2 separate regions of the Homo sapiens genome follow, and region 1 is linked to region 2. A link is an interaction called in ENCODE POLR2A ChIA-PET data of the cell type or tissue named here. Cell type or tissue: GM12878. All regions are shown on one strand.

Region 1 (2,500 bases), 1.5 Mb before region 2:
TTTCTCAGCAGAAACCTTACAAGCCAGAAGGGATTGGGGTCCCATCTTTAGTTTCCTGAAACAAAATAACTGTCAGCCAAGAATTTTGTATTCAGCAAAACTAGGCTTCATAAATGAAGGAGAGATAGTCTTTCTCAGATAAACAAATGCTGAGAGAATTGGCCACTACAAGAAATGAAAGACACACTACAAGAAATGCTAAAAGGAGTTCTAAACCTTGAAATAAAACCTCAAAATACACCAAAATAGAACATCCTTAAAGCATAAATTTCACAGGGCCTATAAAACGATAACAGAATTTTTTTAAAAAAAGGTATTTAGGCAACAACTAGCATTATGAATAGAACAGTACCTTATCTCAATACTGTATTAACATTGAATAGAAATGGCCCAAATGCTCCTTTTAAAAGACACAGAATGGCAGAATGGATAACAACCCACAAACCAAGTATCTGCTGCCTTCAAGAGACTCACCTAATGCATAAGGACTCACATAAACTTAAGGTAAAGGGGTAGAAAAAGATATTCTACACAACTGGAAATCAAAAGCGGGCAGGAATAGCTATTCTTATGTCAGACAAAACAAACTTTAAAGGAATAACAGTTCAAAAAGACAGAGAAGGACATTATATAATGAAAAAAAGGATTCGTCCAACAGGAAAATATCACAATCCTATATATGCACCTAACCCTGGAGCTCCAAAATTTGTAAAGCAATTACTACTAGAGACCTAAGAAATGAAATACACAGCAACACAACAATAGTGGGGGACTTCAATACTCCACTGACAGCACTAGACAGGTCATCAAGAGAGAAAGTCAACAAAAAAAGAATAGAGTTAAATATACCCTAGAACAAATGGACTTAACAGATATTTAGTCTCAATAAATTTAAGATAATTGAAATTCTATCTAGTATCCTCTCATACCACAGTGGAATAAAACTGAAAATTAGCTCCAAAAGGAACCCTCAAAGCTATACAAATACACGACCAGGCGTGGTGGCTCATGCCTGTAATCCCAACACTTTAGGAAGCTGAGGTGGGTGGATCACCTGAGGTCAGGAGTTCAAGACCAGCCTGGCCAACATGATAAAACCATGCCTCTACTAAAAATACAAAAATTAGCCAGCCATGTACTAAAAATACATGGTGGCACGGGCTTGTAATCCCAGCTACTAGGGAGGCTGAGGCAGGAGAATTGTTTGAACCTGGGAGGCAGAGGTTGCAATGAGCTGAGATCGTACCATTGCATTCCAGCCTGGGTGACAGAGCAAGACTCCATCTCAGAAAAAATAAATAAATAAAAATTAAAACTATACAAATACATGGAAATTAAAATTTCTGCTCTTGAATAATCTTTGGGTCAACAATGAAATAAAGATGGAAATTTAAAAATTTTTTGAACTGAATGATAACAGTGACACAACCTATCAAAACCTCTGAGACACAGCAAAAGCAGTGCTAAGAGGAAAGTTCATAGCATTAAATACCTACATCACCAGGCGTGGTGGCTCATGCCTGCAATCCTAGCACTTTGGGAGGCCAAGGCGGGCAAATCACAAGGTCAGGAGTTCGAGACCAGCCTGGCCAACATGGTGAAATCCTGTCTCTACTAAAAATACAAAAAATTAGCCAGGCATGGTGGCGGGCGCCTGTAATCCTAGCTGCTCAGGAGGCTGAGGCAGCAGAATCGCTTGAACAGAAGAGGCGGAGGTTGCAGTGAGCCAAGATCGTACCACTGCACTCCAGCCCAGGTGACAGAGTGAGACTCATCTCAAAAAAAAAAAAAAAAAACCCACACCAAAACATCTGAAGGAGCACAAACAGAAAATCTAAGGTCACACTTCAAGGAACTAGAGAAACAAGAATAAACTGAACCCAAACCCAGCAGAAGAAAAGAAGTAACAAACATCAGAGCAGAACTAAACTGTAACAAACAAACAAAAAATACCAAACATCCACAAAAGATTAACAAAACACTGGTTCTGGATGTGGTGCAGTGGCTCACGTCTGTAATCCCAGCACTTTGGAAGGCCAAGGGAGGCAGATCATTTGAGGTCAGGAGTTTGAGCCTGACCAACATGGTGAAATCCCATCTCTACTAAAAATACAAAAAAATTAGCCGGGTGTGGTGGCGGGCCACCTGTAGTCCCAGCTACTTGGGAGGCTGAGGCAGGAGAATCACTTGAACCTAGGAGGCAGAGGTTGCAGTGAGCCAAGATGGCATCACTGCACTCCAGCCTGGGTGACAGAGCGAGACTCTGTCTCAAAAAAAAAAAAAAAAAAAAAAAAGCTGGTTCTTTGAAAATATAAACACAATTGATAGACCATTAGCAAGATTAACCAAGAAAAGAAGAAGATTCAAGTAAGTTCAACTAGAAACAAAACAGGAGATATTACAACCGATACAACAAAAATATAAAAGATCATTCAATAGTACTATGAATACTTTATATGCACAAACTAGAAAATCTAGAGGAGATGGATAAATTCCTGGA
Region 2 (2,500 bases):
AGTATATGGGAGAGCTTCAGTTGCTCTACATCCTTGCCAACACATGATATGGTCTAGCTTTTTAATTTTAGCCATTCTAGTGGGTATGCAGTGCTATCTTGTTGTGGTTTGATTTGCATTTCCATAATGACTAATAATGTCGAGCATCTTCTAACGTGTTTATTTGCCATCTGTATATCTTTTTGTTAAAGTATCTATTTAAATCTTTTGCTCATTTAAAAAATTGAGCTGTTTGTCTTATTATTGAATCACAGTAGCTCAATAATAAGGTCTTTGTTGGATATATGTTTTTTGTTGAAGCTATGATTTGCAAATATTTTTTATACCAGTCTGTGGCTTGCCTTTTCATTTCCAATAATTTATTTTTAAACATAGTGAATCTGACATTTCTATGAGACATACAAGTAGAGCTCTCCAGCAGGGAGTCAGATATGGAGGTCTAGAGTCTAGAAGAGCTAGATGAAGACTCAGGATCTGTGAGTGAAAGGAGAAGATGACTACAAAGGGGCAGGAAGCACCATTTGGGGGTGATTGAACTGTTCTATGTCTTGATTTTAGTGGTGGTTATATATGGCTGTATACAATTATACACACTCAGAACTGTACACCCAAAACAGTGAATTTTACTTTTGTAAATTTACCTTAATAAAACAATTTTAATGGGGCAATAGTTGAAACAAACAAAAAAGTTGATCATTATTGAAGCTGGGTGATGGGTACATGAGGGTACTTTATATTATTCTCTGGTTGTTTGTAGGTTAAATTTCCAAAGTAAAAAGGAATAAAAACAACAACAATGACAGAGCAAACCCCTTGACCTCACATTCCCCTCTCACAATCATACCACTTCTGGGCCTCCTGTCTAAAAAAATTTCTTGAAAGAGTTGACTACAGACACAATTTTCGCATCTTCACCTTCCATTCAAGCTTTTCTCCCCACAACTCCGTGGACTCATGTCAAGGTTCTTGAGGTCATTGAAGACCTATTGACCTTCATGTAGCCCAAACAAGAGGTCATTTTCTTTCCTCACTTGACTCATCTCTCAGCGACATTCGTTAGTTTCTTTTCTTGGTCTCTGTCTCATCTTTCATACTCTTGGTGTTCCTCCTCTCTATTCACATCTTTTTAGTTTCATTTTCTGTCTTCTCTTTCCAAAACCTCTAAACTGTGACATGTATGAGGGTTAGCTTCTTAGCCCCAGTTCGCTCTCTCTTTTTTTTTTTTACACTCTTACTTCATCAGGGACTATGGCTTTAAATACTGTCTCTATGCCTATGACCACCAAATCAACACCTATGGCCCTGACCTCACCCCAAAGCCCCAAAGTCATATATCTAATGTCTTATTTGACATCTTCATCTGGAAGTCTACTAGGCTTCTCAAAAGTAAAATGTCTACAAAATTGAAAGGGTTATTTTCTCATACCTGTACTCTAGCCTACATATCCCAGTAAATGGCACTGTGTCCCCCAAGTCACTTGAGCTAAAAACTTAGAAATCATCCTTGCCTCCTCTCTTGCCATCTGTCATCTCCCACCATCCCCATTATTATCCATCTACTTCTGAAACGCTTACTGAATGCTTTCAATTTTCATTTCCACTACCATGATCCTAATTCAAGCTACCATATCCTTAGCTGTATGCATTTCTTGCCCCTACTCCTCTCTTTGATAAATATTTATGCTTAATTTAAGTTCTAAATTTCCATATGTAGTTTTATGAATGGTGCCTATAATATATGAAACTTTAAATTTAAATTTCTATAAAACTACAACACTCTACTCTTTCGTTTCTTAGAGACAGAGCCTGAATTTTTTAAAGTAGTACTGAAGAAAATTGAGGCATTTTATTAAAATGAAGATGGGGAAAATATGGAAATCCCCTGTCTAGTTCAAAGTCAAGACTGCATAGCTAAATTTGAAGACGGAGTTTAGTGCCAAGTCACTGTTAAGAAAGTACATGCTCTTTGTGCAGGGAAATCGAATGCTTGAAAACCAATAATATTTGGACTGGTTGGTACAGATTAAATCTTGGAAGTAACCTTCTGGTTTTGGTCTGTCTTTAGAAACATGGAGATAATCCTAGGAGAGAGAAACACTGGTTCCTTTTAGATCTGTTTGATTTCATTAGGACTAATTTATCAGTAAGCCATTGGGAACCTGGAAATTAGTAGATGAACAAGGCAGCACAAGTTAATTAATTAAAAATTAATTAGTCACCACAAATTTCATGTCAGCTGCTCACAGGTCTATGTTTTTTGTTGTTGTTATTGGTCTGGATACAAACAAGAAAAAGTCCTTATGTTCCTTATCTCACTTCTGACTTAATAGATCAAGCTCTTTTGGTTTTTCTCTTAAGAATTATTTACCAAAGTGTCAATATCTTGGAACCTTTCCCCAAATTTTCTACAATCTCCTTAAATCAAGTACTGCAATAGAATATTTTTATAGAAAAGAGGCTGATTACATGCCTGTAATTGCAGCACTTTGGGAAGCTGAAG

Evidence for each region. ChIA-PET counts read pairs that join two places held together with the same protein. Peaks named below come from ENCODE experiments on the same cell type or tissue, not always from the same donor. Only the 100,000 strongest peaks of a DNase experiment are listed, where the experiment ranks them.
Region 1: POLR2A ChIA-PET joins it to region 2 with 10 read pairs; 2 of 35 experiments call an interaction of 5 or more read pairs at or near these places.

Annotation. Positions count from the first base shown.
Region 1 is chr6:88,953,771-88,956,270 of GRCh38, forward strand. All of the region lies in intron 1 of RNGTT (RNA guanylyltransferase and 5'-phosphatase), which reads right to left. Among named protein-coding and RNA genes, the nearest start is that of RNGTT, 8.6 kb to the right of the region's middle. In GM12878, no CTCF peak of the experiment used is centred here; no DNase peak of the experiment used is centred here.
Region 2 is chr6:90,424,276-90,426,775 of GRCh38, forward strand. No RefSeq gene overlaps it. Among named protein-coding and RNA genes, the nearest start is that of MIR4464, 110 kb to the left of the region's middle. RefSeq lists an enhancer at 1,001-1,290. In GM12878, no CTCF peak of the experiment used is centred here; a DNase peak (open chromatin) is centred at 1,086.